Regions from separate parts of the Homo sapiens genome. Here region 2 is linked to region 1. A link is a loop called in an ENCODE intact Hi-C map of the cell type or tissue named here. Cell type or tissue: MCF 10A. All regions are shown on one strand. Region 1 overlaps YARS1 (tyrosyl-tRNA synthetase 1). Region 2 overlaps AZIN2 (antizyme inhibitor 2).

Region 1 (2,500 bases):
CCAGCCAAGAAAGGGAACAATTACAGCTTTTTACCTGCAACTTCTCGAAGACTTTCTTCTTGGGCTTGAGCTCCTCATCTGGTTGGCCCTTTTCATAGCCCTTCACAAACACGTGCTCACCAGGAGCAGAGCCTGCCGGAGGGTCCAGAGGTTCAACCTGGCGGTTTATCCCTTCTCTGGGAAGACACAGGACAAGAGAAGAGTGAGGCTATGGATGGGTTCCAGTGACTGTGGAGGCCAAAGCAATCCGGGCCTTTACACAGGGGCCCTGATGGGATTTAGGGCATCCTCAGTACCAGAGCCCCAGGAGGTCCTCTTATCTTGCTACATCCCTGCATATCACCAGGGTTACATTAACCCAGGCTATACCAAAATTGTGTGTCAAGATACCAAAATCTGTGTTTCTAGGGGAGGAAGTATAAAATAACGTAGCGAGGACTTTATAGACATCAAAACTGGGATTTGAATCCCTGCTCCACTCCTTACTAGTAGTAAGACTTGGGTATGTACTGGTTTGAGCCCTCCATTTCTATTTTAACAAAATTAACTGTAGGTAAAATGCTTCATTAACAGTACTTGTACGATAAGTCCTTCATGCATCAACTTTTGGCATCAGCAAGGAAGAGGCACGTGTTCTCAGAGCTTCCACCTGGTGTGTGGAAGGACATCATATGGGCTGATTCCCTACTCTTCCTGGCCTCCCCAGGTCCTGTGCCCCACTCCAAGTCCTCACTCACATAGAAGCACACAGAAGCATGCCTTGGGACTCGACTCCTCTCATCTTCTGGGGTTTCAGGTTGCACAGCACCACTACCAGCCTGTCCTGCAGTTCCTCCTTGGGCACGAACTGTACCAGGCCGCTCACCACAGTCCGTGGTTCAGCTTCCCCCACGTCAATCTTCTCTACATACAGGCTGTCTGCATCTGGGTGCTGCCAGGGAGAGACGTCAGGAGGAAGAGGATCATCGTCCATTAGAGAAGCAGCCTGGTGAACTCTTGGATTCCGGAAAGGAGCATCCACTCCTTACAGAGGCCCCTGGAAAGACCCCCTAGAGCTAACTTTCTTTCCACGTCCCAGACAGCAGACAGGAGAATGGGCTCTGATGGTATACTCTGCTCTCAACTGAGGCCAGATTTGAGTAAAGTGGACCTAGATGCTTGTGTTAAGAGGTGGAAGGATCTCTAAGCCATCTGATGCAGGAGCACCAGCATTGATCTCAGGGTGGTTTTGGTGGTTGGGGTACACAGTGAGAAGCAAATCCATGTCGAAGGGAAAAAAAGCCCAGAACAATGGTCCCAGGCCACTGGGTGCATAACCTTCTGTCTCTGGGAAAAAGGAAGTCTTCCCTCCACCACTTTCTGAAGGGGGCAAAGTGGCCCATCCAAGATAAGGCCTGTAGCTAGTCCAGGCAAGCCGATAGGGATCAGGTGAGTCTATCAGACCAGATTTAACAGATAAACAAGTTCCCTCTGACTAACATCCGTCCCCCATGCTGAGTTCCTGGCTGTGTTTGGTTGCATAATATCCACAGGCAACAATCGCAACAGAAAGCCTGATGCCTGGAATTAGACACCTGCACTCTGACTTGCAATATGACCTCAGGATGTTACTTCCCATCTCCAGGCCACGTTTCCTCCGGATGGAAACAGACAAACCTGACCCCAATCTGCCTCTCTGAGATGTGGTGAAAAATGAGTACCTTCTCCACAGTGATGATTTTCCCCACACGGATATCCAGCCGGGATGGGATGACCTCCTCTGGTTCTGAATTCTTGGCAGGGCCTTTGGCCATTGGCTCTGGGAATGAGAAGAACCCCATGAGGTAGAATTCTTCCCTGTGGCAGGTCAGCTGCTGATCCCACCACGTTAAGACACTGAGATTAGGTAAGATTTAGTGTAGAATCCCCAGAGTCTAAACACTGAGTTGTAACTTCTTTAATACTGGGTTGGCAACCTTTCAGACATGACATACCTGATTTTCATCTGTTCTCTCCCTCAATTATTAGACTAGCGGGGAGGGAGCAGTAGTAGCTTTGCCTCCTTTAGGTATTTCCATTCATGCATTCCACATAGAATTTACTGAGTCTTGGCCAGGTGTGGTAGCTCACACCTGTAATTCTAGCACTTTGGGAGGCTGAGACGGGAGGATTGCTTAAGCCCAGGACTTCAAGACCAGGCTGGGCAACAGAGCCAGACTCTGTCTCTTTTAGAAAAAAAAAAAAAAAATTTTACTGAGTTACTGAGTTTTTTTCTGGAAGGGTCGCACAAAGCTATCAATGCCAATATCTTAGCATTACGCACAAGTGGATGGCCAACTAAGAGCCAGGCCCATGCACATAGAAGGAAACTGGGAGAATCTAAAGATAAGCTTCTCTAAGCTCTGCAGGCTCTGCCCAACAGCTGTGTAAGAAACTATCGATACCCTATATACCGGTTGGGTATAATAGGTCTAATCTAATTTCTATCATTTTTCTTTTTTTGAGACATAGAGTCTCACTC
Region 2 (2,500 bases), 310 kb after region 1:
CTAAGTAGAGCTGAAAGTATCTCATTTATTGATTCAGCAAATATTAATTGGGCATCTCTTCTGAGGCCAAGCATTATTCTAGGTGGGGATTTGGCAGTGAACAAAATAAAACAACAAAAGCCCTTCCTTCATGGAGCTTGTTTACAAAAAAAAAAAAAAAGATGAAATAAAGAAAATATTTAGTATTTTAGATGGAAAATGCTGTAGAGAGAAAGCAGGAAAGGGAAGTAAGGAATGTTGGGAGAGAGGATTGTACTTTTAGATAGTTTGGCCAGGGAATGGTTCACTGAGATTTGAATACAGACCCAAAAGAGCCAAGGGATCAAGCCAGGTAGATAACCAGGGAAAGGGCATTTCAGGCAGCAGGAACAGCAGGTGCAAAGGCCCTGAGGTGGGAGCAAGTCCAGTGGGCACTGCTTTGTGATATTGTCATTAGCACTATTTTCTTGGTGGTTAGTAATGGTTGCGTAATATGGCTGGATGTTGTGAGGAGAGTTCTAGAAAGGACTCCTGGAGTCCTGGGCAGGATGACAGGGCTGGAGCGACTCCAGGTTGGGGAGAGGTGTGCACTTGGCCGGGATGGTCAGAATGAGCAGGTTAACCTGTAGCAGGGACCGAATGTTAATGCCTTTCATGGTAGATGAGGTGCTTCCTCTTATCTTTGGGCTAGTTCATGCTTTGCACACCTCGTTTTGTGCATGTCTTCCACGAAGCTCTGTGAGGCACACAGTGGGAGAGACTGCCGTTCTACAGTTGAGGAAACCATGGGGTCAGCCATCTGTGGGTAGCAGAGCCAGGACGTCCTCGTTTCCCACTTCTTCCTGCGGTGCCCTGGGCCTCCACGTGGGATGAAAAGGAGCAGGATCCTTTCAGTCCCCGAGGTCTAGGGTGAAGAACAGGACCAAACCCCACTGCCTAGAGTTTTCTGCTTCAGGAACCCCAGGGGGAGGAGCTTGGTTCTGTAGAAGAAAGGGCAGAGTGAGGTGTTAAGGCTGAGAGAGACCTTGATGACAGCGGGGACTGGAGAAGCATCTGCCCTTTGCTGAGTGTGTCTGTTGTGTCAGGTACTTTGCCAAGTGTTTTCTGTACACGATCTCATTTTATTCTCACAACAGCCCTGTGAGGTAATTACTATTTTTTTTAATGGGGATTCTGACCGTAGCCTGGTGAGGACACATTTAACGTATAAGGAAATGAGAGATGGAGGTTCCGCATCAGGGTGGTGGCAGCTTGAGTCCTGCTGAGTTGCCTTGGACTCTGTTTTTTCCAAGGTGGCTGGGGAGAGGATGGCTGAGCTGGGATTCAGCCAGTGATGGATGCCCTCAGCCAACTGCAGGGGCGAGGAGAGACTTAAGCCCCCTCCCTGTGATGGGATCATGCAGACCCTTTGGTGCGCTTCTGGAGAGGTGGCTCCCCGACTTACAGCTTTTCTTGGAAGGCCAAGGCTGCCCTCTTCTGGTCGTCTGTAGTGGGTGGCCATGCTTAACAGCGTTGTGCCTTAGTGGACACTGACCAAGGGCCTGGCGTAAGCTAGGGCTGGATGTGCAGACAGACATGCGTTGGACGGGGGCCAGGGCCACAGCTTGCTCGGGGACTCTGGTCTACCCAGCCACCTGCCCGAGGACCACTGTATCATCTCTCCTGTCCCAATCGCTTGCCCTCTGTCTCCCTCAGCATCCTCCCATCTTAAAAAGCCTTTGCTGGGCAGCACATCCTCTTCCAGCCCAATCCCTTGCTCTCTTTTCGTGACCAAACTCAACCAAGTTGTCTGCACTTGCCTGTCTGCCCCCATTTTTTCTTTCCTTCAGTACTCCTTCCTTAAGCCATTGCTTCCCAGCCTCCACTTTCACTACTCCAAAGAATTTTCTCTTACCAACATCCCCAGTGAGCACTTACCAACATCCAGTGAGCACTTTACTTTAAACATGGATTGTGAACTAATAATACATGCAAATAACACATTGATTCATTCACCCCAAAAGAAACTAGGACATCAGCTTTATGTCTCCATAGATAATCACCAGGATGGTTTTGGTGGATATGTAGTATTTTTTTTTTTTTTTTGAGATAGAGTTTCGCTCTTGTTGCCCAGGCTGGAGTGCAGTGGCGCAATCTCGGCTCACCGCAACCTCCACCTCCCGGGTTCAAGTGATTCTCCTGCCTCAGCCTTCCGAGTAGCTGGGATTACAGGCATGTGCCACGATGCCCGGCTAATTTTGTATTTTTAATAGAGATGGGGTTTCTCCATGTTGGTCAGGCTGGTCTCGAACTCCCGACCTCAGGTGATCCACCCGCCTCGGCCTCCCAAAGTGCTGGGATTACGGGCATAAGCCACTGCACCCAGCCATATATATATATATTTTTTTTTGAGACAGAGTCTTGCTCTGTTGCCCAGGGTGGAGTGCAGTGGCGTGATCTCAGTTCACTGCAACCTCTGCCTCCCAGGTTCAAGCGATTCTCCTGCCTCAGCCTCCTGAGCAGCTGGGATTACAGGTGCCTA

Evidence for each region. A loop is a pair of places that touch in the nucleus more often than their neighbours do. Peaks named below come from ENCODE experiments on the same cell type or tissue, not always from the same donor. Only the 100,000 strongest peaks of a DNase experiment are listed, where the experiment ranks them.
Region 2: it touches region 1 in a loop (6-fold over the local background); 2 of 110 quality-filtered maps call a loop at or near these places.

What each region holds. Positions count from the first base shown.
Region 1 is chr1:32,779,348-32,781,847 of GRCh38, forward strand. YARS1 (tyrosyl-tRNA synthetase 1) reads right to left here. Exons shown (of 13, transcript NM_003680.4): 10 at 1,701-1,798; 11 at 738-931; 12 at 35-176. Among named protein-coding and RNA genes, the nearest start is that of YARS1, 37 kb to the right of the region's middle. RefSeq lists an enhancer at 1,407-1,576. In MCF 10A, no CTCF peak of the experiment used is centred here; a DNase peak (open chromatin) is centred at 1,544.
Region 2 is chr1:33,085,087-33,087,586 of GRCh38, forward strand. All of the region lies in intron 5 of AZIN2 (antizyme inhibitor 2), which reads left to right. Among named protein-coding and RNA genes, the nearest start is that of AZIN2, 5.2 kb to the left of the region's middle. In MCF 10A, a CTCF peak has its summit at 1,453 (motif pointing left); a DNase peak (open chromatin) is centred at 1,455.